3 separate regions of the Homo sapiens genome follow, and all the other regions are linked to region 1. A link is a loop called in an ENCODE intact Hi-C map of the cell type or tissue named here. Cell type or tissue: PC-9. All regions are shown on one strand. Each heading gives the region's core, and the rest is flanking DNA. Links, peaks and the distances in the headings are about the cores only. Region 1 overlaps ADAM23 (ADAM metallopeptidase domain 23). Region 2 overlaps DYTN (dystrotelin). Region 3 has its middle 52 kb from the start of ADAM23.

Region 1 (10,324 bases), core at 952-8,951:
AGTGGCTTTCCATTAGAAAAGAAAAATCCCTCAATTTGGTAAAAAGTATCTTAGTACCTGGCTGGTGGAACCTCATTTGCAAGCCAATTATAGCCTTGATAAGAGTCTGCAAACATGTCTTTGAGCTGCTTAAGTTAAAAATAAATATTAAAAATCTTATTCTAATAGAAAATTGGTTGAGATTTTTTAAAGTGCATAAAGTGCATGAAAAGCAAATGTTTTGCGTACGTGTTTTGCTACATACTTAACTATGCGTCAATAAATGTAAATATGTGAGGATAATTTAAATATTTTTCAATTTAAACCTCACTTGGTTTTCCTTACTTAAAAACCACTACATTTTATATACACCTAACAAATTTTGAGTTTTCATTAATAATCATGATTTGTTAGGAATATATATAAACTATTTAATAGGAATTGTTAACTGAACCAGCTTACCTCCTCCCTCAACCTAGAGACTAGAAGGATTTAAATTCTAGCTGTGTGATCTTGAGTAAGTTATTTGGGGATAATAAAACCCACCTCATAGAGTTGTGAGGAGCAAATATTTGTTTTAGGCGAAACACTTACAGTTTCTACTAAACCCTAGGTGTCCAATTAAATGGCACTTCAAGTTAACAAATCTAGTGGTCATTGTTCTGTCCTTGTCTTACTCTCTCAGCAATATTGGACACAGTTGATTACCCTCTTTTTTTGAAAATTTTATTTCATCTCTTGGCTTCTATGACGTGGTAGCTCTCTCACCTCACTGGCTATTTCTTCCTAGTCTTTAAAATCTGACCTCTGGAATTATGTGAGTGCCGCAGGGCTTGGTTCAGGGCTCTTTTCTCTTTGTATACTCTCTACCTAAGTAACAACTTGCAGCCTCAAGTCTTTAAGTGGGATCATGACTTTAAACTCGTTATTCCCTACTTTTAGCTCTAGCCCCTTAAGTTCTGTGCTCATATACAGAACTGCCTATTTGATATCTCTATTTTAGTGTTGATTTGAATAGAACTTCTGAATCAGAACTCTTAGTTCCCTAGTCCTAAACTTCTCTTCTTCTAGTCTCTCTTATTATTTTAAGTGGCACCACAATCCCCCATCCATTCAAGTTCAAAACCTAGGAGTTATCTTTTAATTCTTCTCTTTCCTCACCTTCCACATCCTATACATCATCCAGTCGTGGGAGCTCTACCCTCGTAGTGGTACTTGAATTCACTTCTCTCTACAGTTGTTTAGCCTCCATTATCTCTTACCTGGACTATTGCAGTAGCTTCCCAACAGGTATCTCTGTTTCCATTCTTGGCACTCTCTAATTTACATAACAATGACAGGCAAAATAATTTTTCTAAAAAGAAAATCAGAGGATTGAAAATTACAAATATGAAATAAATTTAAAACATTACATTTTGATAGACTTTTAAAATACCTCATTTTATTAATTTTTAAAACTTGAAATGTTTTAAAACTTGTCATGTTTTCCGTGATCATTATGCTATAAAAAGAAATCTCAATAAAATAACAAATTAATACTCAGAAGCAAACTAAAATTCATCTTAATAGGTGTGTAACACCACTGCATTAGAAGAATAGATATCAGCTAATGTTTTCTCTTTCAATCCACAATTCAGTGGAACTAGAACATTTTCATCATCCCAGAGGAACTTAATGTTAATATTTTTCCTTTTACTCTTAAGTGTATCTTGGAAAGTTTTCAGCTTGTGGAATTTGCTAGGCAACTTAAAATGCTGAGCTATCTATAGAAACTTCTTTATGCCAAGTTTACAAAATGTGTTATAATGCCTGAATAATTTCAGATTAATAGGATGTTTTATGACCCAGTTATATGCACACATTACAGTTTACTTTAAAAGAACACAAATATAGACAGTTTGGGTCAGATTATGATGTACAGTAGTGGCAATAACATGAACAGTAATAGTAATATTATACCAACAGTTATGTATTCATGAATACTATAATAATAGCAGAATATTAATTTATTTAGCATTTATTATGGGTAATCAGTGTTTTTGTTGTTATAAAAAATAAACATTAGATATGTAAACATTGAGATATATATTCTTTGTTTAAAAAACATAGTCACAGATAGAATGAAATGAAGGGAATCTGACAAAAGTTATATATAGGGTGCGAATGGGCAAAGGACAAATAAAAGAATTTTCTAATGTAGAAATATTTTGAATCTTTATGAAAGATGCATTATTTTCATAATTATAATTGAAGGTAAATTTCAAAGACTTGTGCAAATCTGAGTCTGTGGTTTTAAGTAGGTTTTGTTTTCCTTAGTGTTGTAGAAATAATAACCTCATGGACCAGTAGAGGGCATGATTTTCCTATGGTAGACCAGTTTTCAAATGTCCTCTTGAAGACATTAAGCAAAGCGTACTACTCCTTGCTAAAAACGTAGCCCTCCAGATGTCATTGTAGAATTACTCTATTAATTTACTTTTCTTTATTTCTTAAATAAACATAAACAATCATAAACTCTCAGCACACTTCATTTTTACTTTTTGTCTTCTCTTTGTTTTGACTTTGAGCAGTCAAAAGCAAATGGCTTCATTTGGAGGAGGCATTCCTCTGAAAGGATATACTAAATGCCTGGCAAATGCTGTCCATATCATGGACAGTATCTAAAGCACTGACAAAGACATTTTCTTGATCTGTGCGTGGCCTTGAATTTAAAGTGAGACAAGTGGGTTAAGCCGTTTGTATAAGCTACAAAATGTCATTTCAATGAAAACAAAAGGATTGAATTTGTAGACATTAAGACTAAATTTAAAACTTACTTTTTAGGTATAAAGCTTCTCATATCGATTTCTATAGGTCCTTACTATTATTCAGAACATCGTAGGTTTTTTTGTTTTTTTTTGAAAAAAATTTTGTAAAGACAGGATCTCACTGTGTTGCTTAGGCTGGTCTCAAATCCCTGGCCTCAAGCAGTCCTCCAGCCTCCACCTGCCAAAGTGTTGGGATTACAGTTGTGAGCCATGCTGCCCAGCTAACATCATGTTTTAGATAGTCAGAGTTTTGCCACCTAACAGAGAAGTAACACCACCAAATCCAGTATACCACAAACTAAATTATATATTTTTAAATCCATATTTCTACTATTACTGAGATATTTCTGCTTTTACAGCATTTTGAAATTTATTATTCACTTATGATTTGGCAGTGACTGGTATGTATTTCCCCCCTAGTATAAGAAGCATCGCTCTTCTCATGCACATACCAACAACTTTGCAAAGTCCGTGGTCAACCTTGTGGATTCTGTAAGTATCCTGGTTTTCTTGAATTTGTGTGCCAAGATGGAATGGTTTATCTCTATTTGCTTACTTGTACTTTAGGTATTTCTTGAACAAATTTAAAAACACAATCCTGAAGCTCATCTGGCTAAGGAATTATAGGATGGTCCGCTTCACAGAGTAGTGCTCTGAGAGTTTCAGATGACTGAGTTATTCCCGGAATCCCAAAGATACATTAGTGTTGCTTCTAAGTTGCGTCTATACATTATTGCCCCCAGTCTGTGGAGGACAAAAACAGTGGAGAAATAGCTACCAAAATCTATTTGCTATTATACTGGCAAATGAGACTTTTTAAAGAAACAACTGGGCTTTTCTTAAATATATGGTGGTAACAGAGAAGAAAAAATGGATTGAAGCAGAGTATGTTTGGAGAATATAGGTAATACCAAAAAAAATTTTTTTAAGGACACAAATATATTTTCTTAGTGTTCCCATTGGTGTGATATTTCATACTTGATTTCTAGATGATGGAAATAAGTGCAGTCCCCAAATAAAACTAATTTGGAAGAATAAAATATGTATCTCCTTACAAAGACTTCTAACTGTACAAATCTTCAATATTGATATGTTTTCCTCACTTATTTTGTGAATTACAGAAAATGCTTAAGATTTTCTGCCTTTTTCCTGCCTTAGGTTAGAACTCTATAGATATGAACATTATATATTATGTTCCAATGAATATTTAAGTTGACTAGTCAGAAATTAAATATAGAATATTACTCCATATGTTGTAATGTAAAGTGCTATTTTGCTTAGCTAAATATATTTTTATCGGGTATTTTATTGTGTGTTCCTTCTTAAATGCGAAAAAAACCCCACCATTTTTTATAAGTTGCCAAATATCTAAATGATACTTATTTACTCCAAAGAGCTGCCTTCTTTTCTGCCTTTTAAGCAGTCCACAAACCTCCAATCATGTAAATATTCATAACATATGTATGTTATGTACCTGGTGGGCACAGCTGCACAAAACTATAACATGAGTGGATGTGCGTCGAGTATCTCATATAGAGTTAGGATAGCATCTCAGTGCCAATTTACACCTGGTTTATTAATTTTCTTTAATTTCAGCTCTTGTTTATCTTCTCAGAGGAAAACCACAAGTGAATGTGGAAAAGAGAATCTTAACCACATCTTTTCCTCTGCAAAAGCTGTTTACTTGGTAGCATCTCTGAATTAGTCATTTCAACATGATTGAATAGAGTTACATCATGCAAAGTGTAATTTTTATTTTGGGTTACCACATAAGGTTCTGAAGCTGACCACTAATTTTTAAAAGACATTACATTTAACTTGTTTTTGTTGTAAAGTCATTATATAATAGCTTCAATTTGATTTAGGCATAATGGTGTTCCCCTTCTTCAGTGTGTTCAAAGATCATCCATTGGTTTTTGTTTGTTTGTTTGTTTGTTTGTTTGTTTGTTTTTCTTTGAGACAGAGTCTTGCTCTGTTGCCCAGGCTGGAGTGCAGTGGCACGATCTCAGCTCACTGCAAGCTCCGCCTCCCAGGTTCACGCCATTCTCCTGCCTCAGCCTCCCGAGTAGCTGGGACTACAGGCGCCCACCATCACACTTGGCTAATTTTTTGTATTTTTAGTAGAGACGGGGTTTCACCGTGTTAGCCAGGATGGTCTTGATCTCCTGACCCTGTGAAGCACCCGCCTCGGCCTTCCAAAGTGCTGGGATTACAGGCGTGAGCTACCGCGCCTGGCCCATTGTTTTCTTAATTAGTTTGAAAACAGGGCAAAATGACAGCATTCATTGAAGTTGCTTAATTGTGTGAATTGTTTAGCTACTGGGCCAAAAATAGAGAGAGAGCAGAAAGGGAACAATTTAAATATTGTGGGTGATGCCACCCAGTGGTGAGGATGAGATGAGTGATAGGGATCTGCTCTTTTTTAGCCTCAGATCCTTGAGTCTCTCTCTCTCCCAATGTTATTTTACTTTTCATATAATATGACCTCCAAGGGTAAGCCAGCTATATTGTTTGGTGCTTATCTGGAGATTTAGTGATTCATTCCAATCCAGCAGGAATAAATTGTTGCACTGCGGTTACTCAGAACTGGTATATCAGGCTCCAACCTGTTACCTGCTATGAGATTTGAAAGGGTGATTTTACTGAACGATGTTTTAAATTTATGCCCTGGCTTTGGAATCCTTACTGTCTCTCCCTAGGACAGTGAATGTATTGCTCTGGGATCGAAATAACCCTATAGGAGAGTTGAAACCAAATTGTGTGATTGTTCTTTCTTTATTTTTGCTCTTGGAAAAAAGAAAGGAAAAGAAGATTCTCTATAATGGGCTAATTATGACCCCGTGTTCTCTCACCTCCCCCTTCCTGTCCTTCCACTGACTCTGACTCACTGATCGTGCATGTTTGACCCAGTGTTTTCCTCCTGCACCTGTCCTGTTGTATACCCTCAGATTTACAAGGAGCAGCTCAACACCAGGGTTGTCCTGGTGGCTGTAGAGACCTGGACTGAGAAGGATCAGATTGACATCACCACCAACCCTGTGCAGATGCTCCATGAGTTCTCAAAATACCGGCAGCGCATTAAGCAGCATGCTGATGCTGTGCACCTCATCTCGTACGTACTCATTTCAGCCTTTAGTGTAGTCTTTGGTCTGACATTTATCCTTATCCCTTTTTTGGTTCAGTTAAGTTAAATATCAGAAAATAGTGACTTGAACAAGATTTCTGTGGGTTCCTTTGTCTGTTAGATAAGAAGCATGGAGTTAGGATATCCCATGCTGGGATGCTGATGGTTCTGTAGTCACAATATCTACCTTTAGAGCCCATAACTTCCATCCTCAAGATCAACTCACAATCTAGGATGCCTGCTGGCCCTCCAGCCTTCATTACTGGCAGCGGGCATGACATGTGGGGAGAAGGGCAAAAGGGTACTCCTTCCAGCCGAGCTGACTGCTGTAAAGCAGGTTTCCTGAAAGCTTGCACATGTATGTTTCATGAACAAATCATTTGCTAGGTGTTAGTCACATGGGCCACACCTAGCTACAAGAGAGGCTAGCAAAATGTAGTCCTTTTAGATGAACTATTCAGTTGAGTTTCTACTACTAAGGAAAAAGGGTTCTATACTTTCTTTTTAATATAATAAGCTATTCTCTTCCCCAGTCATGGCAAAGCTATTTTCAGATAGTCCTCTAAGGTTCTGTCCTGGAATCAAACCAACCAAACCACTCCTTCTTTTCCTCCCACCATTACCGTTGACTTCCTGTTTTTTCAGTCTTTAATCAGCAATTTTTAATAATCAGCAATATTAATTCTTTTTAATCACTGCTAGATATTCTCTACTAGAAAAAAGTCAAGAGCTGTGTCTGTTTATCTTGGTGTTTTCAATTCCTGTGCTAGTACATGATGCTTAGTAGGTACTTGGTGCTTGCTCAATTGAAATTACGTAACATAACAAATTTAAAGGTAATTATGTCATAAATTTTAAGGTAGTTGAAATAAAGTTTTTGATTTCTTGGAGGAGGATGGTTTGGGGGTGTTCCATGTAGGAGGGTAGACATATTTTGGGAGAGTATGAAATGATGGTCCACCACGTTGGTTTTCTGATAGCACTGCTTTTTCTTAAGGCGGGTGACATTTCACTATAAGAGAAGCAGTCTGAGTTACTTTGGAGGTGTCTGTTCTCGCACAAGAGGAGTTGGTGTGAATGAGGTAAATTTTACCAATTAGAGTTTCATCTTTGCATCTGTTCTCTTTTTTCCCTATGGCCCAGTTTACATCCTTTCTCGTGCTTGTTTAGAATGATGACATGGCAAATGTAGCATGAGTGGCTTATGTTATTAATAAATAGAACCCAACGTGGTCCTTTTGGTTCATAGTGACATATTTTGGTGTCATAATGACAATTTTTCGTATATATCAGGCAAATGCAGCTGAAGATTGGCCTGGAGACTTTTAGGCCTCTATAGATAAGATGTTAAGCTTTTATAAGCTTATTAATCCTTCTCTGACTTTTTTTTTGTTATAATGCTCCTCTGTCTATGTTAAATTTAACTCATTAAAATCAAAGGATTTCTGATATCAGTACTGTATGTTTTTTTCTCCCTATGTATATATTTTCATTTTCATGCCTTCTACCTACCTATCTGTAGAATGAACTCAAACACCTATTTCCTTAATCTCATTGTTCAGATTTTAATACTTTCAGTTTTATAAAGGAAATTCTTAATTGGTAACAGCACCCAAAAAGCATAACCAATTATATCTAAACTCTTGTCAATACTGAAATATATTATACCAGGTTATCTCAATAGCCTACAATTAGCCTGGAATAATATTGGAGTATATTATACCAGGTTATCCCAGTTGCCCATTTAGTAGGTACCTCTCTTGACATATTTTAGTAAGTTAAATTTATTCTTAGTTTGGTATAAGTTGAATTGGAGCACAGCCTTTTGTGACTTGTATTTTATGTTTCAATGTGAGAGCTTCAAATTCTGAGAGATATCACATAGTAAGAGGGGCTTTCTGCTTCTTGGGCCCAGTTGTAAAGAGGAGGTGAGAAGTAGCATATGCCATCTTAAGATACTGACAGGCTCTACTTAGGGAACTGAGAAGATTTGTGGTAACAATTAAGAAATAATAACTAGCTTTGTGCACTCTCTCAAATGTCTCCCACACACTTTCAACTCTGAAAAACAGTATGGTCTTCCAATGGCAGTGGCACAAGTATTATCGCAGAGCCTGGCTCAAAACCTTGGAATCCAATGGGAACCTTCTAGCAGAAAGCCAAGTATGTACACTGACCTTCTTACTCATTTTCATGTGCCATTCTGTCTGTATAATGCATGTCCAGTCAATAAATAAATATTTTTCATTCCAGTCATTATAGTTTAATTGTAGTATATCTCCTTCCTCTAAAATATTTAGAAAATAAGCAACTTAAGGTAATTTTTAATCTGTTTAGGTTGTAAAAATTTCCCTTTCAAAATCCATAAAATCATACCCAGTTTCTCCGGGAATGAGTCAGCTCTTTCTCACACTGCAGAATGTGGGGCTGGGGGCAGGGAATACTCTCACACTCAGGGTTCTAGCAGCTGAGCAGACGTACAAGGTGCTAGATAAAGCCTCCATCACAAGCTTAGTGAGATCACAGTTGGATTGGGAAATAGCTTAGATCTAGAGTCAAAGAGAGCTCATCTTTAAACTCTAATGAAATTTACCCACCTAGTCTCATCAGAAAAGTTGGAGAAAAAGGCTTTGCAAGGGAAGACCCTGCCCCAGGGCCTTTTAAGCATGGGAACAGGTGGTAGAGGATAGGATTCTCCTCTAGTGGCCCAGGCAGGTCCAAAAAGGAGAACCAATAGGGCCACACATCCCATCAGTAAAAAACATAGCCAGTGACTGTTAGGCGTCATTTTTTCGTTAATCAGATGAGAGGTAGATAGGAAGACAGGGCTGATTTTCTAGTGGGCAAAGGGTCTAGGGCTCACAGTAATCTGAAGGGTCCATGAAAAATGTTAATTTCTTTTAAAATCAGAATAAAAGTCAACCCAGATTGTGTTTATCTTTATACAAACCCAGTGGTAAAATATAATTTTTAATACATTTTTATGACAGTGGGCAACGACCTAATGCAATCCGGTGGAAAGAGAGACCAAAGTGTTCATTCATATTATTCACTTAACTAGAAATTAGATGAAAGTGCCTTCCTATTTTTTGAAAATATGAGACACTGGGAGTAAAGGTCTCACTTACCACCCCAACCTCCCTAGAGAAGAAAAGGAAAAATCTACCTTAATATCATTCTATATTTTATATTCTTTTTTTCATTAATGCATAATATTGTGGAAAATTGAAACAAATTATATTTACACAGGCTTCTCAATTCCCTTTATGGGTACATTAAGATAGTCATCACAAGTGTCTGGTGGCATTTCACAAACCTCCGCAAACTTCCATTGATTATCTTGCTCAGAGTGTTTGCTCTCCCAGGAAACACCTAGTACACATTAAAGGAAGTGTTTAGAGTTTCACCATCTGGCATAAACACCTTAAAACCAGAAAGGTGTATGACCAGGTTTATGCCCTTGTTTAGAAATCTTGAATCTGGGAGGAGGCCAGTGCTAGAGTCAGCTGAGAGGTGTTACTGAGTTGCATGATGGAATAGGGTGAGAAGTAGACTTCATTACTAATGCCTGCCATCGTTCCCTCCTTCCTAAAATTCTTTTTTTTTTTTTTTTTTTTGAGAATGAGTCTCACTCTGTCTCCCAGGCTGGAGTGCAGTGGCACGATCTCGGCTCACTGCAACCTCCACCTCCTGGGTTCATGCCATTCTCCTGCCTCAGCCTCCCGAGTAGCCAGGACTACAGGTGCCCACCACCACACCCGGCTAATTTTTTTGTATTTTTAGTAGAGATGGGGTTTCACTGTGTTAGCCAGTATGGTCTCGATCTCCTGACCTCATGATCTGCCCACCTCGGCCTCCCATAGTGCTGGGATTACAGGTGTGAGCCACTGCGCCCGGCCTAAAATTCTTTATTTCTTTGTGACTTGTTTGTTTAGGTAGCTATTTCATTGGTTCTAAACTTTGAGTTTAAAAAATCCATTTGGAAGTCTATCTTTGCATATACCTCTCTCTCTCTATATAGGTATATATAGATAGATGTATACCTCTCTCTATATATATACGTTGATATATATTGCTCTCTCTATCGATATATCGATAGAGAGAGAGGCATAGAAAAGAGAAACAGGAAAAAATTAATGAAGAGAAGAGCCCATCACAATATCAATATGTCAGTTTCTGGTATCGAAGTTAAGTTGTAATTGTTTTTAAGTGATTATGTACACTTCTGTTTTAGATTGCTCTCTTTCACTAAACCTTTTAGCATAGTGTTCATTCAAGTCTCTTGCTCATCCTCACTTCAACTCTAACAAATTGAATTCTCTTCTCTAACTTCGAGCATTCTCTGTTAGAAAACTTCAGTGATGATATGTTGTGTTTGTGCAACAGAGCTTTAAAATTCACAGCACATAGGTAC
Region 2 (10,324 bases), core at 720-8,719, 110 kb after region 1:
AGGATGAGCCCTAATCCAATATAACTGGTGTCCTTATAAAAAGAAAAAATTTGGACATAGACATAGACATACATAGAAGGAAGGCCATATAAAGGCATGAGGGAAGACAGCCATTTGCAAGCCCAGGAGAGAAGTCTCAGAAGAAACCAACACTGCTGACACCCTGATCTTGGACTTCTGGCCTCCAGGACTGTGAGAAAATATATTTTGGTTCTTCGTTTAAGCCACTGAATCTGTGTTACTGTGTTATAGCAGCCCCAGCAAACTAATACGCCAACTCAGAAATATTTTGAGAAGGCCTCCTCTGATGCAAAAACACATGAGTATTTTATCCTTCATTTTATCACAAGTCTGTAGATGATCACTCCAACATAAGACAACTTAAGCTTTCTTAGAAAGAAATTTATATATAGTTGACCCTTGAACAATACAGGTTTGAACTGTATGGGTTCAAGTCCACTTATATGTGAATTTTCTTCTGCCTCTGATACTCCTGGGACGGCAAGACCAACCCCTCCTCCTCCCTCTTCTTCTCCTCAGCCTACTCAACATGAAAATAATGAGGATGAAGACCTTTATAAAGATCCACTTCCACTTAAATATATTTATCTTTCTATGATTTTGAAAACATTTTCTTTTTTCGAGCTTTATTATAGCAGTATATAATACATATGACATGCAAAGTGTGTGTTAATCAACCGTTTATGTTCATTGGTAAGGCTTCCAGTCAACAGTAGGCTATTAATAAAGTTTTGGGGAGTAAAGTTACATGCGAATTTTCAACTGTGCAGGGGGCCAGCACCCCTAATCCCTGCATTGTTCAAGAATCAACTGTGTATGTGTGTCTATAAATAGTTCCTGACTTATGATGGATTGACTTACTATTTTTTAAATTTTATGATGGTGCAAAAGTGATATGTGTTTAGTAGGAAATAATACTTCAAATTTTGAATTTTGTTCATTTCCCAGGCTAGCAATATGTGGTATCTTGTGAAGTAGGGCAGCAGCAGTGAGCCACAGCTCCCAGTCAGCCACATAATCACAAGGGTAAATGATCAGTAGTCTACTCCACAGTGTATTATATTTAATGACTTACATGATATATTCAACACTTTATTATAAAGTAGGCTTTGTGTTTGATGATTTTGCCCAATTATAGGCTAATGTAAGTGTTCTGAGCACATTTAAGGTAGGTCGGTTAAGCTATAATGTTTGGTAGGTTAGGTATACTGAATGCATTTTCTACCTAACAATATTTTCAACTTACATTGCATTTATCAGATGTAACCCCATTGTAAACTGAGAAGGATCTCTCTCTACATATGTAAAGATAACAAAATACCCTAATGAGAAATAAGACAATGGCACTCCAAAACAGAAGCAGTAACTACAGTAAAGAAGGATCTTATCTAAAGCCTTCAGAATTTAGCAATGAATCATAGCTTATGCAGAAGATAATAATGATAATACTACTTATAACATAGAAACTGCAATCAATTCTCTTCTAGAAAGAGAGTTACAATATTATCACCATTTTTAAATGGTGACATAGGCTGCCCAGTTATATATGATTTAGGGATACTGATAATAATAACAATATTTTGCAATAACAAAATAATAAAGCATTTACTGAATGCTCACTATATGCCAGGTTCTATACTAAAGTCTTACATGGTTTATCACCTTTAATACTCACAACAGACCTGTGAATTAGGTAATCCTAAAAATCAAGTTCAGAGATGCTACTGATAACCAATAGATTCAGAGCACTGCTACATACTAGATGAACTGGAGCTGTTGGGCTGTTATAAAATCAAGTTTTTAAAAAGGCAGCTTGAATCCTTGGCCATCACGATGTCTATGGATTGTGAAAACCTTACCTGATGGCGTTTCTAGATTGAAGGCATCCATAAGTTTTGACAATAGTTCTTGCAGTTCCTCTTCCTCCAGCTCATCCTTTCTCTCCTTGATGTTACCTGCCTCTTTCTTTTCCACGGCTGCCAGAGCAGGACTGCTCATTTCAGCAGGAACCATTTTGGGGATGTCCTGCTTCAGTCCCTCCTGATAACTGGGTAGGGCACTAATGACTTTCTGTGGCATCTTTTGTGTTTGGCTTTGTGCCCTGGTGCTGTGCAAAGTGGTCTCTGGTGATTCTGGATTTCGCAGAGCATGCTCTGCATTTGTGTGACTTCTGTGACTTCTGTCAACCTCATCAAGCTTAGGAAGAGGTTCCCCTGTTGAAGCATCTTCAGTGGCATTCTTGATCTGCAAATAATCCCCTCCCTTTGGAACCTTTTCAGTTGAAGAATGGTCAACCTTGTTCCCCACATTTTGAAAGGAAGAAGATGAAGGACCGGGTGGCTGCAACCTTGCCTGGGGAAACAAAACTTTATTTATGAAGAAATTAATGTTTATCTTACTTTTTCATAAATGCATTACATTTCAACATTCCAACAGAACATTCTAATGCAAGACTTTTCTTTCTCCTCTGTAAATATATTATCATTACTATTAATTTTAATTTATTCTGCTAATTCTATGTCAACCTAAAACTCTCTACAAGAGCTGGAACAGCTCAGATTCTAAAATAACAGAGGGAATAATTACAAGAAATTTAGGAAAATTCTGGGTTCTAAAAAGCCCAAGTTCTAAAAATACCATAAGGAATTTCTGAAAACATAAGCATATGTTGAATTGACAGATAAAAATTATCACAATAAAGCATTTTATAATAGTCTTTCTGGTAGGTGTGTTGTGAAGGGTTTCACAGTAAGCCACAGGGAGAAAATCCAGGGATGTGCTCCGCTTGAAGCACAGTTCTCATTGTGTGGCCCACAGACCCTAGGAGATCCCCAAGACCCTTCTAGGGTTTGTGATGTCAAAATTATGTTCATAAGGATACTTAGATGTTATTTGTTTATTGTATTGACATGTGCACTGATGATGCAAAATCAATAAGTAAAGCTGTTGGTGCTTTAGTGTGAATCAAGGCAGCATCACCAAACAGTGCTAATAATCAGGGTATTCTTCACCCTCATACACTAGCAGTGGAAAAAAAAAAAAGCCAGTTCTGCTTAAGAACACCTTTGATGGAATAGAAATAGTTCTTAGTTTTAAAAATATGAACACATGTCTTTTAAATATTATGTGTGATGAAGTGGGAAGTGTGCATAAGACACTTCTGATGTGTACTGAAATATGAAAGGGTTGCCTCTTGTGTCAAAGAAAGACTGACAGACTATGGTTATTCAGACTTGGGTATTTGTCAAACAGTTTCTCAAAAATGAACAAAGCGAGAATGTCACTGCAAGGAGAACAATTAACAGTATTTGCTGTCAGTTATAACAGTTAAGGCCGGGCGCAGTGGCTCATGTCTGTAATCCCAGCACTTCGGGAGGTAGAGGTGGGAGGATTGCTTGAGGCCAGGAGTTCAAGACCAGTCTGGACAACATAGTGAGACCCCCTCCCTACAAAAAATAAAAATAAAAATTAGCTGGGTGTGCTGGCATGAGCCTGAGATCCTAGCTAGCCACGAGGTTGAGGCGGGAGGATTGCTTGAGCCCCAGGAGTTCGAGGCTGCAGTGAGTTATGATCCTGCCACTGTACTCCAGCCTGGATGACAGAGCAAGACCCTGTCTAAAATGTATATTTACATACATAAAAAACAGGCTTTCAGTCAAAACTTAGAATTTTGGAAAACTTGCATCCTACCACTATGAGCTTGATAGCTTTCCAATTCTTAGGCAATTTTGTAATTACATTGGCAGTGACATTAATGAACGTGAATTTTTTTCACCCAGTATCATAAAATGGATGAGCATTAGGACATTCAGTATAGCTCAGTGAACCAATATTTTCCAAATGACCAATGTATAATGTTACACAATCATGCGTGGCTAAGAGACCCACTTAAAGACCATGTAAGAACACTGGATTTTAATGAAACAGCGTGACATAAATATGGTTTCAGATTAAAGTCTCCTTTAAGAAGCTGTCATGTATCATGTTTTGGTGTAGTATTAAAGAGAAGTATGCCTCGGTATCTGAAAGGCTATTAATATACTTCTCTCTTTTTCACCTGCAAATCTGTGTGAGGCCTGATTTCTTCAGATACTTCAACCGAAACACATTGCAGCAGATTGATTGCTGAAGTGGTTACAAAAATTCAGCTGTCTTTTATTAAGCCAGGTATTTAAAGAGATTTGTGGAAAATATAGAGCAATGCCACTCTTCTAAGGTTTTTAGAAAAACATATTGTTTAAAAATGTTATCTGTATATTTAATGGGTTTATTATTTTTATGTTTTAGTTAGTGAATACATTTTAACTTCTCAGTTTTAATTTGCATTAATTTTATTACTTATTTAATTTATTTAACAACTCAGTTTTAATTTTCAGTAATTTTATTATTTATTTAATTTTATTTTATTATTAATTTAATTTTCATTCATTCATTTTCATTTTGTTTCTGTGGTTATATCTATAACAACAGATATTGATGCAAAAAGATATAACCACAGAACCAAATTCCCCTCGGGGTTCTCAAATATTTTTAAGAATGTACAGGGATCCTGAGATCAAAAGGTTAAAAAACCGACGCTATAAAGAATCACTTTGCCCCAAAGTCTATTGTTTGTAAATATTACAGATCCTGTTGTTTTTCAATGGCACTGCCTTCATGGAGGGATAGGATATAGCCTGGATGAGGAAATGGGAGGTCAGGGTACGGGGAGAAGAGGCAAGGGAAGAGGCTGATCAAAGTAAGGTGGGAAGCTCCTCCCTTGGCTGAAGGACTCAAGGTTAGACTTCCAGGCAGTCCAGATGGCCAGTGTCCCTCACATTTTATACCTGTAGGTCCCGTCTTATCTGTTGTAGCTTGGTCCATAGACTATCCTGGTTGGTTTTGAGTTTGTGAATCCTTGTTTCAAATCGACAAATTCTTTCTTCCTGGGAGGTGTATATAGCTTGCAACTTGTCTTTGTATTGGTTTAACTGTTTTTTAAGGAGCCTGAAAAGAGAACAGATTTGAGCGGTTTGGAAGGGCAAGAGGCCAGTACACTAATTAGAGCCCTGGTAAGATGTATTCCGGTCCTTTTTGTGGGAAAAGATGCTGGAAAACCCTGTGTCTCAACTGTGTTTTTTGTTGAGATGGAGCCTCGCTCTGTCACCTAGGCTGGAGAATGCAGTGGCGCGATCTTGGTTCACTGCAACCTCTGCCTCTTGGGTTCAAGTGATTCTCCTGCCTCAGCCTCCTGAGTAGCTGGGATTACAGGTGCACACCACCATGCCTGGCTATTGGAAAACCCTGTGCCTCAACTGTTATCTCACATTGATCAATATTGTTGACACTGTTTGTTCACCATGTGCAGCTGCCTTTGTGTGTATTATGGATATGATTCTACTAAGCATTCCACTGGCTTTAGAAGTATTTCAGAAAACTCACCACGCATATTACAGATTACTTTTGACAGCTTCCCTCTACTGGCTACTTAAATAGGAATATTGACTTTATACACTATCCTTTTGTCTAGAAATACTCCATTCAGAATGAAAGTACACCCGTCATGGCTAAACACCCAACACTTGACCAGGAACACAGGGGAGGAAGAATATTGCAGTTCATGGATTGTAGGTCTGCTTTGGCTTCTCTTTTTGTCTAGTTGTTCATTGGTTTAAGAATGAACCAAGAAGTTGGGTGCACTCACTCATGGGTGTGCGTGTGTGTGTGTGTGTGTGTGTGTGTGTGTGTTATCTTAGTGCTTTAGGAGGCCAAGTTGGGGTATCCCTTGAGGCCAGGAAATTGAGACCAGCCTAGGCAACATGGCAAGACCTCATCTCTACACACACACACACACACACACACACACACACACACAAATTAGCTGAGTGCGGTGGCACCTGTAGTCACAGCTACTTAGAAGGCTGAGTCAAGAGGATCACTTGAGCCCAGGAGTTAGAGGTTACAGTGAGCTATAACTGCACCACTGCTCTCCAGCCTGGCTGACAGAGAGAGACCCTGTCTCTAAAAAAATATGAACCAAGTAGTCAAGGTAATCAGGGCAATTCTTTAAAACAAAAGTCAAGCTATGTTGCTCTTCTGCTCAGAACCCTCCAGGGGCTCCCTCTTCATTTAGAGTAAACAAAAGTCCTTACAGAGGTGGACAAGCCCCACAAAGACGGCACAGACCCCCCTTCCCTCTCTGACCTCATCTCTTGCTTTCCGGCTTATTCACTGCCCTGTGGCCATATGGAGCTCCTCGCTCCTCTTTGAACACCCCAGGTCTGTTCCCCACTTAGAGTCTGCTCTTCTGCTCCCTCTGCCTGGATGCTGTTTCTTCCCCAGCTCATTGCTCAGTTCCCTCCCCAACCTCCTTCAAGTCTTTGCTCTCAAGGCGCCTTTTCAGTGAGGCATTATCTGACTGCCCTACTTGAATACAAAAATGACAACCCCAACCTCTCCTCCAGCATGGCCAAACTCTTCCCTTCTTTACTTGTCTCTGTGGCATTCTGCCATGTCTAATTACTACAGAGCCTGAAGAGTCCAGCCTTCAAATTTCTAGACAGCCATACACTGTGACAGACTATGGGCTTTGCTTATTATTTTACTTATATATTACCTACTCTACTCCTTAATTAATTGCTTATTGTCTATTTATTCTGGCAACTTTGCGTGTGCGTGTGTGTGTGTGTGTGTGTGTGTGTGTGTGTGTTGACATGTCTTCTGGATCAGGCCTAAAATAGTTCCTGTCATATAGTAGGTTTACAACTAAAATTGTCTAAATAAAGTAATTTTATTTGATCACTGCTGTTAGCATATTTGTGGAATTTGTGGAAATTGGCTGTCTGGTATGAAATGCAACATTTCTCAGTGTTAGAACCTGCGAAATTCCTAATTGCATAGAGCTTGGGGAGGTCTTGAAATTTAGTTTGGGCTCCCATGCAAAGCAGGCATCTCTGAAAGATAGCCCTCTAACTTCCAGACAGTCACACACAGGTGAAACAGGAGTCTGACTCTAAAATCCTTGCTCGTAATTGGAGTTTCAGGTATATCTTTATGATGGGTTTCTCAGAAAGGAGTCAGCCCAGGGATTTTACACAGCCAACAACAAAAAAACATTCTCAGACAGCCTGTCTAAACAGTGTTCTCTGGACCCAAAGTGTTGTGCTTGTTATGACCACTAACGATGTCAGGCTCTCTCTTTTCCTCATGTTGTCCACCACCCATGTCTGCTTCCTCCACTCTGGCCTATCCACCAGGTCTGGACAACTAGAAGACATAAATCCCTATCCTTCCACAATCCAGGTGAAAGAAGGTAGGACTCTGTCAGAAATCCAGTTCTTTTCTTCTTCTGCTTCTTTTTAAAGAAGAGATGCTTATGGGTTGTTTCTAGTAAATACAAATCACCTGGTGCCAATATTGCCAGCAACTGGGAGCCCAGGACTTTCCAGGCAATTATCTACTCATAACAAACAATTCAGGTTATCTAAGAAATAATTCCTTTCAAACGACATAAAATCTGCCTTTCTATACTTTTATATCTTTATCTGTATTCCTGCTTTCTGGTGGAGGCTAAGCAGCTTGAATCTCCCATGTATTAACTGTTCAAATGAAAACACGAATACTCCCTAGGCAAGCTAATCATGCCCAAAGCAGTTAAATGTTATTTAATTTGTCCATTACTGATATGGTTTGGCTGTGTCCCCACCCAAATTTCATCTTGAATTGTAATCCCCATAATCCCCACGTGTCAAGGGCAGGACCAGGTGGAGGTAATTAAATCATGAGGGCAGTTTTCCCCATGCTGTTCTCATGATAGTGAGTGAGTCTCACGAGATCTGATGGTTTTATAAGCATCTGGCGTTTCCCCCGCTTGTCCTCACTCCATCCTGCCACCCTGTGAAGAAGGTGTCTGCTTCTCCTTTGCCTTCCACCATGATTGTAAGTTTCCTGAGGCCTCCCCAGCAGTGTGGAACTGTGAGTCAATTAAACCTGTTTGCTTTATAAATTACCCAGTCTCAGGCGTTTCTTCACAGCAGTGTGAGATTGGACTAATAAATTTACCTAGCACAGTGTAGACTAATAATAGATAACTAGTAATTGAATAGTACTCTTTCTGTTAATGTGTCTGAGACTGTTGCTTTTAAAATAATCAGTGACATAATTGACTATCAGTGAACTTGCAGTTAACTACCACATATATCACAGGTCTTTTTCACACTACTTGTGCACATGGGCCTCCAATTGTGGGACTTTAATCCCTTAAAATTTGGTCTTTATTAACTGCCTCACTATTCCAGTCTATTACATCTCAGTGATCCAAGACTGTAATTCAGTTTATTACCTAGGGGTTTTGGTATCATGTCACACACACATTTGAGAATTGGGCTGTCTACAGTTTCATCCAAATTATTGATAAAAATGATGGTGCAGACAGGAACAAAGATGGAGCTTCATGTTTTATTTCATTCAATAATCAGCCTTACACTTTGGTACACTTTGTAGTGATAAATACTTTAGCAGTATACAAATGCTGTAAATAGTAGACATGGATTATATCAAAGGGAATATTTAGTTTAAAATGATTCATTTTAAATAATCATTTTAAGAAGGTAAGTTAAAAAAACTAAATTTTAAAATTTGCTTTTATTTCTACATTTTCAATTTTAATATAGCCTTTCTAGTGCTTTACTGCTTTAAAAATGTTTTCTAATTTCTTTTTCTTATTCCATGAAAAAGATGAAAACTACTTTTAATATTTAAATTATTTTGATACTTTAAAAGTGTTTATTGAACTCCTTTTCCTGAGTTATCACAGAATTTAGAAAATGTTTTATTTCTTCTGTACATTTAGATTAGGAAGCATATCTCATCATACATATATACATAGAATTGCTAGTTTATTGGACATGTACTGGATATTAAGTATTGTGCCTGAAAACAAAGGTCTTCCCTCAGGGGAAACTTCTTACTGGGGAGCCAGGAATTCTGTCTTCTAAAGGAATAACAGCAGGAGCTAAGAGCTCAAGAGATGATTAGTTCCTTAAGACACAATAAGAAGATGATAGACAGTTTCCATTCAGCCTAATAAACCTAGTAGAAAGTTAGAATGCTGTTGGATAACAAGTACTGATTTCTTTAGAAGAAGGTAAAACACATACATAACACAAGATATACACAAGAATCAATACTTCACTAAAAGTGCTTAACTAAATTCCAAGGAATAAAATCAGGCAATCGAAAGTCAAAACTTACTTAGCCTGGTCATTTTTGTTATGCTTAACTACTCAAATACAGTCAAAGCTCCCTTTAACCTTCATATTGGAATCACAGGATTTCTTGGCTTAAAATTTTCTCCCAAATTAAAAAAAAATGGTAAAATTTTTGTAGAAAATTTTTCTCTAAAAGCAAAGGAAATGCTATGGATTTCTCTCTGTGGTCGGTATTTGCACATACTCATGTGGCTCCTATCTTCTTTCTCTATGGAGAGCATTAATGGATTCATGAGTCCTCGGCAGTTCATTCCTAGTGCTGACCATGGTCTAGAGAAGGAAGAAATAAAAAAATAAGTTTTTGGTTTGAATTTAATCCACATCCTAAAAATCCATATAAGAACATGATAATTATGTTTTTCAAAGAAATTCAATCTATTTCAAAAAGTGGCTGCTGTTTGGGTTTACATTCGTGTATGATGACGCAGATGTTTACATGCTCAAAGTACAACTGCATATCCAATTTCACAAAAGAAGTTAAAACAGTTTTAGGTTTTAGAAATAACGTCACAATAGTCTTTTGCTCAAGTTAAGTTGCTACCCTGAATGTCTTCTTCCCCAAAGGCATCTACAGGAAGCAGTTGAGTCACTTTCTTTCCCTTGGCTTAGGAAGTCTCTTACTTCTACCATACACCTTTAACTTTCACTTTCTTGTCTTTCCTTTGCTTGCTACCTGCGTGTGCACTAAAGTCATCATTTCTTTTCAAATCCACCAAGTGTTTTGAATAAATAATGGTCAACTTGGCTGTCACTTAGGAATTCCCCACCAAACCTTGTCTCTTACATCACACTCTGCGCCCTGAACTGCAACCCCAGGACAAGTTCTGACCTGACCCAGTCTGGCCCAGGCTCCTGGGGCACCATGTTCCAGCCCTTGGCTCCCACACATCGGAATGAAAGATTGGATTTCATTACACTCCATTTATAAACAGCTGTGGCTACAATCTGCAGTCTTCTCCCATCCCTGCAAATGATCTGAAGAGGGGCTGGCCATTTTAGGAACATTGTTGCACAGGAACAGCCTGAAAAAGCAAAAGGGCAGTAGCAGGAAGAAG
Region 3 (10,324 bases), core at 1,647-9,646, 170 kb before region 1:
GGCTTAAGAGTTCAAGACCAGCCTGAGCAACATGGTGAAAACCCATCTCTACGAAAAAATACAAAAATTAGCTGAGCATGGTGGCACACGCCTGTAGTCCCAGCCACTTGGAAGGCTGAGGTGGAAGGATCAATTGAGCTCCGGAGGTAGAGGTTGCATTGAGCTAAGATCGTGCCACTGCACTCCAGCCTGGGTGACAGAGCAAGTACCTGTCTCAAAAAAAAAAAAAAAAAAATACATGGATACCAAAATAAACCTTATCCCTTATGTCATATCATACAGGAAAATAAAGTTGAAATTGATCATATCCCTAAATAAAACAATAACACTTTTAGAATAAAACATAAGAGAAAACCTTGGTGATCTGTTTTTGTTGAAGTTTTTAAAACAGCATACAAAGAAAGGAATAAAAAAGGAAAGTCAATTATTTGGACTTCACCACAAAATGAAAATACTTTGTGCATCATAGACATGGTAAGAATGTGAAAGGGCAAACCACAGAATGAGAGAATATCTTTTTGAAAGATATTTGACAAAAGATTACAGTATAAAAAGAACCGTTACAACTCCAGGATCCTAAGACCAAAAAAATAAAAAATAAAAAAACTTGTGAAAAATGGGCCAAACTTGCATAAAAGTTGATATAAGAATGGCAGATAGGCCCATGGAAAGATGCTTCATAGCCTTACTCACTAGGGAAATGCAAATGAAAACCACCTCACACCCACTAGAATGGCTAATGTTATAAAACCTGTTAAAATTACAAAGTACTGGTAGGGATGTGGATTAACTGGAACTCTCATATATTGCTGATGTAAAATGGCACGATGTACTGGGGAGACATTTTGTTGGTTTCTTAAGAATTTAAGCCTATACCTACCATACAACCCAGTTGTTGTCCTCTATGCATTGATCCAAGACAAAATAAACTTATTTGTTCACAAAATAAAGCCTATGTAGTGAATGTTCATAGCAGCTTTATTTACAATAGACAAAAACTACAAACAATGGCCGGGCACAGTGGCTCACGCCTGTAATCCCACCACTTTGGGAGGCTGAGGCGGGTGGATCATCTGAGGTCGGGGTTCAAGACCAACCTAGCCAACATGGTGAAATCCCGTCTCTACTACAAATACAAAATTAGCCGGGCATGGTGGCGCATGCCTGTAATCCCAGCTACTCAGGAGGCCGAGGTGGGAGAATCGCTTGAAACCGGGAGGAGAAGGTTGCAGTGAGCCGAGATCACACCATTGCACTCCAGCCTGGGTGATAAGAGCGAAACTCCATTTCAAAATAAACAAACAAACAAACAACAACAACAAAAACCTACAAACAACCCAAATGCCCTTCAGTGGGTGAATAGATCAACATGCTGTGATTTATCCATGCAATGGAATACTTTTCAGCAATAAAAAGGGATGGACTATTGTATTGATCCATGTAACGGAATGGATGACTCTCAAAATAATTATGCTGCGTGAAAGAAGCCAAAGATGAGTGCATGCTGTGTGATCCCATTATATAAAATGCAAACTAATCTATAGTGACAGATAGTAGATCAGCTGTTGCCTGGGAACACAGAGGATTATTGTGGAGGAGGGGCAGGAAGGAGAGATTATAAAAGGGCATAGGAAGCTATTTGAGGTGGATGATATATTAATTATCTTGATGGTGGTTATGATTTTATGGGCATATACATATGTCAAAACTCAACGTATTGTGCACTTAAATATGTATAGTTCACTGTATATCCATTATACCTCCATAAAGCTGTAAAACAAAAAGCCATTAGGCAGATCCAAACAAGTTAGGCAGCGTATAGAGGCAGGTTCAAATTAGAGTTTTGGGTGAGAGAAGGAGGGGGTTGCAGAAAGCCTGGCCATTTACAGGATGATTCATATAAGAGGAGCCAGGCTTTTCACTGTTGGAGTTACAATTACAGAAAAATAAAAGGAAACCAGAATGAACTTTGTGTTGTTAGACTTTGTGGTATCAGTGTGAATCTTATGGTTTTTATGTGTGCAGACACACAAATACAGAGAGATTTGATGTGTGTATACATTCATATACATCCTACCTCTATTCACAGAAAGGGCCTGGGAATAGTCATGCCCCAGCTATAACAAGCACATCTAGCATCTAGATTTTGACTTGTTAATATCACTTTTCAATGAAAGGAAGCAGGGCTTCTTGGAGAAACATCAGATTCCAGGGCTGAGGCAGGGAATGTACAAGATGAACCTGAATATCCTTCTGTGCTAGGAAGCAAAGAAATTCTCAAACAATAATGAGGAGATAACAAAAATTCTCAGAAGCCAGTTTAAAGAGGCTTTCATTGGCCACATCTGGTGATTTGAGCATCAAGATAAATAATGACAGTTACAGATTCTAATCTACTGAATAAAACACAAATATGTGGCTCCACACTGCTAAAAGAAATAAATGAATAAATGAATAAACAAATGGGAAGGCAAGAGAAGTCTCCCTTACAGTAGAAAGCCAACTAATAAATGTAGAAGGATTGATGATATCAGAAGGTCTCCATTTGACAACTATCACAGTAATAATTAACATTAATGGACACCCAAACTGGTGGGTGAAAGTAGGGTTTAAATGAAATTTTACATAGTCTCAAATTATCTCTCCAGAAAATATCTATTGATTACAAAAGGGGAAAAACATGACTTTCTAGTTGTAGAAGCCTGGCAGACACTGTCTTGACCAAGAAAAGTTAACACCACCAGTAATGAGACTTTTATAGGTGCAAGATGGACCACCCCTCACCTCCAAAATTGGTTTAGATTTGAGACTGATGATGACACACACACACACACACACACACACACATACACACACCCCAAGAGGATAAAAAGAGATTTATTTATTACTCATATATTGAGGCTTTCTGGGAAGAGTAGGGCAGGCTCCCAAACAGGTCTGGAAATGGCTGAGAAAGCACAGAGGGTGACTGGCTTTGATTTTTTATTGTGGTTAATGGGCTCCGGCTGGGGTGAGGGTTACCAGTTATGGGACAGGGCTCACGTGCTTTGAACCTCCCACCAGCATCAAACAAGGAATCACCCAGGCTTTCTTATCAGCTTGCCAAGATGTAGGGCAGAAGAGGAAGAAAGAGGAGTGGGCCTTGAAAGCTGTTAGCAGTCACACATGAAAAATAGAATCAGACTAGAAACAAACAGATGCCATGCTCCATCCAATAGTTGCAATGAAAAGAATACAACATCTGTGATATTCCAGCCAAAAATATATTACCTGGGTCTAATTATGAGAAACATCAAACAAATCCACTGTGTAGATGAGAATTAACATAGCAGGCCTGGGGCTGCTATCCTTAGAAAGGCCTGCTTGCAAGGTTGCCCATGATTGGTATCTGGGAACTTGGATTTAAGGAGTGTTCCCATCACACAGTGAGTGGCTCGCTCTGCCCAAACTGCTTGTACAAAGAATGAGGATTGTGTTGAATTCTGCTTTCCTTTGGGGAGTCTGGAATTTTGGTACTTGCTGGACAGAGAGTGTCTATGTGACCAGTCACAATAAAACCCTTGAGCACTGAATTTCTAATAAGCTTCCTGGTAGGTAACATTTCACATGTGTTATCAGAGCTCATTGCTGGGGAAATTAACACATCCTGTATGATTCTACTGGGGAGAAGTCTTGGGAGCTTGCCTGGTTTTCTCTGGATTTTGCCCATTGTGCCTTTTCCCTTTGCTAATTTTCCTTTTTATTCTTTGGCTTTAATAAATCATAGCGACGACTGTGGCCATCTGCTGAGTCCTGTGAGTCCTCCTAGCAAATCATCAAACCTGGAGTGATCCTGAGGAACCCAACACACCCACATTGAAAAATATTCTAAGTGATTGTCCTATAATCTTTAAAGAATGTTGAGGTCATGAAAAATAGTCATAACAGCTGTGAACAATGTTGAGATCTTGAACTGCATTCTTTTCTGTAAAGGATGTTTCTGGGACAGTTGGCCAAACTTGAATGGCATCTCTAGATGATGGGTCCATGAAAGTTCTTTATGCCAACCTTGCAAGTTTTTGGTAAGTTTAGAACTGTTTCAAAATAAAATATGTATTTTTTTTTCTTTTCTGTTGTCAAGACGGGGTCTCATTCTTTCACCCAGGCTGGAGTGCAGTGGCAAGATCTCAGCTCACTGCAGCCTCAACCTCCCTGGTTCAAGCAATCCTTCCACCTCAGCCTCCTGAGTAAGTAGCTAGGACTACAGGTGTACGCCACCATGCCAGGCTTTTTTTTTTTTTCTTTTTTTGTAGAGACAAGGTGCTGTGTGGCCCAGACCGGTCTTGTACTCCTGAACTCAAGCAATCCACCCACCTCGGCCTCCCAAAGTGCTGGGATTACAGGCATGAACCATCATGCCCAGCCCTAAAGTATGTATTTTTTCAAAACTCTGGAAGCATTTTTTATTGGCTGCATAATATTCTACTGCACAATTATCTATCATAGTTTCTTCAGCCTAGTGGTTTTCAACCCTGGCTACACATGAAAGCCACTCAGAGACTTTTTATACATATATGCCTAGGTCTCAGTCCTAGAGATTTTGATTCAGTTGTTCTGATATGAAGATTAGGAATCATTATTGTAAAAATATAGCAAACCAAGTGATTTTAATGTGGAACCAGAAATGAAAATCAGTAGGCTAAGAAAAACTATAATAGTAACCAATCCCTTAATGTTGATTATTTAGGTTGTTTCTAGCCATAGTATGTCAATAAAAATATTTGTGCATAAAGCTTTTCCCTTATTTTGTATTATGTTCTTAATATTAACCCCAGAGATCAAAGGGTATGAATATTTTTAAGGCTGCTCTTGGTATTTTTCCAAATCGATTTTAAAAGCAAATTATCTGGTGTCTGTTCTACTGTATGTAGATAGAACATTCTCCATTTTAAATGTCTTTGTTAGTATAATAGAAAAAAGGTGCTATATTATTCTAATTTGTATTTTTAAACTTTCTCTAGAGGGTTAAGCATTTCCAAATTTTGTTGTGCATCAGCGTTTCCTCTCTGGGAAATAATTGTTATATTCTTTTATGTATTAGGAAGGTAGTCTTTCTCAGATAGTTTTATGTAAGTGCTTTATCATATATAAGTGCAATATTTCCCCAGTTTGTGGTTTGACTTTTAATTTTTGTCATTTTACTCTTTAAGAGAAAGAATATTTTCTTGGGAATGAGAAAATATGCTGCAGTAGCAAGAAGAGCTGGCAAATTCAAGGCTTATTCTATATCTGGAAGGAGTTCCTAAGACAGAGGAGGAAAAAATACTGCAAGCTGTGGCCAAGAAGTTCTGTGTTTTGTATTACCAAGGTGTTTTGAGGGTTGAAGAATATGTATCAAACCCAATAGGGTTTATTTTATTCTTATTCATAGGACTATGTGCCCTATTTTAAGTACCACCTTAGAGAGAACAACACATGCTAGAGTTATTTTTCTCCTTCGTCATAGAATGTTTGGAAAATCAGATACTAAATTAGTTGTAACACGGCCCTGAAAATAAAAACTTGCTAAAAAAAATGAGTTCACACAAAAAGTGTAGTGTGGGTTGGCAAAAACAGATAGAAATAAACAGATCATTCTGTCTATTATGGAGAAGATATTCTGGGCTAATCCCACTCACAATCACTGCAGTATTCAGTGTAATAGGGCAAGAAGTCTTATCACAAGATGTTATTTCAGAAAATGCTATAAAAAACTTATATCCCAAGAAGATAAGTGAATTGCACATAGACCTGAGAAATCTAGGCTAGTCTGAAAAAATCCATTCACCCCCTTCAGGGTTAATGGAAGGCTTCTGCCACGTGGGGGAGCTCAAATCTCACTTCCCTCAGCTATTACTCCACCCACAAAGTAGTTGATTACTAATATTGGATTGGTCAAGTCCAGGAACACGGTTTAGGTCACTATGCTTGGGCCTGGAACTTTCTCTTTGCTAAAGGAAAGGTTAAATATGGTTCCTGGTGGCAAAATTTCTTTTATAGCTCATTTTGTAGTTTTTTTTCCCCCCTTGATTGGCTTTTTAGGAAAACTGATTTCCTATTCAACTGGGTGATGAAACAGTTTGAGGGCTTTACTGAGACCTTTGTGCCCTGCTGCCCCCTGGAAGGTCTTGGGGGGCAATGGATGGTTTCTAAGAAGAAGAAAAACTTTTCATTATTTCCTTGCTTTAATTGCAATTTGATTGGAATTGCCTTTTCTTTCCATTATAGACAAACAATAAGGATGACTGTGGGCCAGGTAACATCCTCTGGGTGATGAGACAGAACTGATTGTAGTAGGTTAGGAATTAATTTCAAGGGCAAAGGAAGGCTTGTCTCAAAACAGACAAAACTTCACTGTAGACAATTTTGGACTGGTGGTGCTGGCATTGATGGACAGGAGGAACAACCCCAGGGATTTGTTTACCTTCTTATCTCCTTTTGTTCCCCCTGGGCTGAGATGAATCCTGATAATGGCAGGGATTTTTGAGCACTAAAATTATTCAATAAATCAGAGTTATGAAATTCATCACTAGACAAATGAAGATCCGTAAAAGCCATTTTCTTTCTTTCTTCTCTTTCTTCCTTTCTTTTTGTTCATTCATGCCTCTTTTCCTTTTGGAGGTGGTTGCATTTAAGATTTATCAATAATTGCTTTTCCTATTTAAAATTGATTTTTAACTATATAAATGATTTCCAAATACCTTCTTCTTCCAAAAAACTGGAAGCCTACAGCTAAAGCTGCCATTAAGTCATCTTTGAGCACTATCCAACGACCCTGATGCCATATCCCAGGCATTACAATAGAGTAGTAAGGAAGGGCTGGAGCCAGATTGCTTAGGTTCAAATTAAACTAATTAACTGGCTGTGCAACTTTATGCAAGTTACTTAACCTGACTATGCCTGATTTTCTTATCTGGAGGATGGATATTAATGCCTAACTCATAGGGTGATTTTAAGGATTAAATGTAATAATATTTGTAAAGCACTTAAACACCATATGGCATGTAGAAGCACTTAATAAATGTTAGCTATTGTTCTTCTACTTACTACTTGTGATATGTATTTCTTCCCATAGATCATGCAATGAGCTATGATCGCACCACTGCAGTCCAGCCTGGGCAAGAGAATGAGCTGCTGTTCCCTCCCCACCCCCCCAAAAAAAAGAGAGAGAGAGTGATATGTTTTGGCTGTGTCCCCACCCAAATCTCATCTTGAATTCCCACGTATTGTGGGAGGGACTGGGTGGGAGGTAAGTGAATCATGGGGGTAGGTCTTTCCCATGCTGTTCTCATGATAGTGAATAAGTTTCATGAGATCTGATGGTTTTATAAGGGAGAGTTTCCCTGCACAAGCTCTCTCTCCCTTTGCCTGCTGCCATCTATGTAAGATGTAATTTGCTATTCCTTGCCTTCTGTCATGATTGTAAGGCCTCCCTAGCCATGTGGAAATGTAAGTTCATTAAACCTCCCTTTTCTGTATAAATTACCCAGTCTTGTGTATGTCTTTATCAGCAACATGAGAAGAGACTAATACAGTAAATTGGTACCAGGAGTGGGGCTGTACCCTGCAAAGCCACAGGGGCAGAGCTGCCTAAGACCATGAGAACCCACCTCTTGCATCAGTCTGACCTGGATGTGAGACATGGAGTCAAAGGAGATCATCTTGCAGGTTTAAGATTTGAGGCCAAGCACGGTGGGTCACGCCTGTAATCCCAGCACTTTGGAAGGTCTAGGTGGGTGGATAACTGGAGGTCAGGAGCTCGAAACCAGCCTGGCCAACATGGTGAAACCCCGTCTCAACTAAAAATACAGAATTATCCAGGTGTGGTGGCACACACCTGTAATCCCAGCTTCTTGGAAGGCGGAGACAGGAGAATTGCTTGAACCCAGGGGGCAGAGGCTGCAGTGAGCTGAAACCATTCCACTGCACTCCAGCCTGGGCAAGACAGAGTGACACACTCTGTCTCAAAACAAAACAAAACAAAAAAAAGATTTGACTGCCCTGCTGGGTTTTGGACTTGCATGGGGTCTGTAGCCCCTTTGTTTTGGCCAATTTCTCCCATTTGGAATGGCTTCATTTACCCAATGCCTGTACCCCATTGTATGTAGGAAGTAACTAACTTGCTTTTGATTTTACAGGCTCATAGGTGGAAGATACTTGCTTTGTCTCAGATGAGACTTTGGACTATGGACTTCTGAGTTAATGCTGAAATGAGTTAAGAGTTTGGAAGGCATGATTGGTTTTGAAATGATTTTATAAGGGAGAGTTTCCCTGCACAAGCTCTCTCTCTCTTTGCCTGATGCCATCCATATAAGATGTGACTCACTCCTCCTCAACTTCCATCATGATTGTGAGGCCTCCCCAGCCACGTGGAACTGTGAGTCTATTAAGCCTCTTTTTCTGTATAAATTACCCAGTCTTGGGTATTTTTTATCAGCAGTGTGAGAGCAGACTAATACAGAGAGAGTGAGAGAGATAGGGAATCCTTAGGGGGAAATGGATATGGAACAACAGGAGTAAAGCATTAGATTGTGTTGCTGTAGAAAAAGAGGTCAAGAGGTAACCAGTATTATGAGTTTTCAGAATATCATTTTAGTATCATCAGTATGTGTGTGTTTGACAAAATGGTGTCATATGCATTTTATTCTACAGCTTGCCTTTTTCAATTAGCAGTGATGTTTGAGATTTATCCATGTTGATACAAATAGATCTAGTATATTCCTTTTAACTGTTATTGCTACTAATACTTGTCTGTTACAAACAGTGCTGCCTGGAACCTTTGAATAAGTGTCTACAAAGTGAATATGTGCCAGAGTTTCTCTCAAATAGAAATCTATATGTGGAACTGCTGGGTTCTAGGCTATGTGCAAATTACTTGAACCAATTTATATTCCCACAGCAGTATCTGAGAGTACCCAGTTCCTGAAAACCTTGTAAAAATTCATAAATAAAATTAAACCTTTGTGCCAATCTAAGGGAGAGAAACAGTATGTCATTGTTTTACTTTGCATTTCCCTGGTTTCTAGTGAGATTGAGCATCTTTTCATGTTTATTGGCCATTTGCATTTTCTCTTTCGTGAATCATCTGTTTATAATCTCTATTCAGATTTCTATTACATTGTCTGATTTTTTCTTATTAATCTATGAGATGATCTTTTGTTAAGTATGCTGCATATACTTTCTCCTAATCAGCTTTGCTTAGCTTTCAGCTTTTTTCATGGAGTCTTTGGTCATACAGGCCTAAATGTTAGTGCAATCAAGTTGATCGGCTTAGTTTCTCATTTTGGGGGGCTTGTTTTTCATTTTGCTTTTTGATTCTTGTTTAAGAAATCCTCTTTACCACATATTTGTAAGAATATTCATTTATATTGATCTAAATATATCTCTTTCTATACACACACACACATACATATTTTAAGTAGACCCTTTCTATACATGAATTTGTCATCTTGGAAAATATAAAGGCCTCTGGTGCCAGAACACTCTGGCTATAGATATTATGTTTGCTCAGAGGCAGAAGAAAAACTATAGATGAAGAAGAAAGATTCAAAATTTGATAGAGGATCAGAAAAGTATTGCTTGGGCTTTGGAAGTGGTGAATCTGAAACATGAAGGGAAACAGGACTAGCTTTAAGAATAGACTTTTTTCCTTGAGGTTAAGTGGGAAGAGAATATACTGGGAAGGATGACATCGATTAGACAAATGGTATAAGCTTACATGTTGTAGAGAAGGAATGACATTACATTAGGAATAGATGAAGTTTGGGAAAATATGTGAATCTACCCGAAAGAGATAGGGAATCTTAAATCAACTGGGAGTGGTGGTGTGTGCCTGTAGTCCTAGCTACTCAGGTGGCTAAGCAGGGAGGATTGCTTGACCCCAGGAGTTAGAGGCTGCAATGAGCCGTGACTGCTCCAGTCTGGGCGACAGAGCGAGAACGTGTGAGAGAGAAAGAGAGATAGGGCATCCTTGGGGGAGGGGCGGAAAAGATATGGAACAATAGGAGTAAAGAGGTTGTGCTGCTGCAGAAAAAGAGGTCAAGATACCTAATGCTAAATGACAAGTTAATGGGTGCAGCACACCAACATGGCACATGTATACATATGTAACAAACCTGCACGTTGTGCACATGTACCCTAAAACTTAAAGTATAACAATAATAAAATAATAAATAAATGAGGTCAGGAAAGCACTATTTCTGTTGGTCTGAACAGAAGCTAGAAAACACATAGAAGAAGACATGTTGTTTTTTCCTGCACCACTAAAGACTTGAGAAACATCACCAACAATAACTCCACTTCAGAA

The links. Peaks named below come from ENCODE experiments on the same cell type or tissue, not always from the same donor. Only the 100,000 strongest peaks of a DNase experiment are listed, where the experiment ranks them.
Region 2: it touches region 1 in a loop (2.9-fold over the local background); 3 of 110 quality-filtered maps call a loop at or near these places.
Region 3: a loop joins it to region 1, with 18 times the contacts of the local background. A loop is called at or near these places in 39 of 110 quality-filtered maps.

What each region holds. Positions count from the first base shown.
Region 1 is chr2:206,554,221-206,564,544 of GRCh38, forward strand. ADAM23 (ADAM metallopeptidase domain 23) reads left to right here. Exons shown (of 26, transcript NM_003812.4): 10 at 3,207-3,278; 11 at 5,735-5,898; 12 at 6,908-6,992; 13 at 7,983-8,073. Among named protein-coding and RNA genes, the nearest start is that of FAM237A, 83 kb to the right of the region's middle. In PC-9, for the core only: CTCF peaks have their summits at 2,358 (motif pointing right), 2,562 and 5,097; DNase peaks (open chromatin) are centred at 5,321 and 5,701; H3K4me3 peaks cover 739 bases; H3K27ac peaks cover 2,621 bases.
Region 2 is chr2:206,661,023-206,671,346 of GRCh38, forward strand. DYTN (dystrotelin) reads right to left here. Exons shown (of 12, transcript NM_001093730.1): 10 at 4,848-5,007; 11 at 1,881-2,373. Among named protein-coding and RNA genes, the nearest start is that of FAM237A, 24 kb to the left of the region's middle. In PC-9, for the core only: no CTCF peak of the experiment used is centred there; no DNase peak of the experiment used is centred there.
Region 3 is chr2:206,386,466-206,396,789 of GRCh38, forward strand. No RefSeq gene overlaps it. Among named protein-coding and RNA genes, the nearest start is that of ADAM23, 52 kb to the right of the region's middle. RefSeq lists an enhancer at 5,720-6,014. In PC-9, for the core only: CTCF peaks have their summits at 5,841 (motif pointing right) and 6,040; a DNase peak (open chromatin) is centred at 5,886.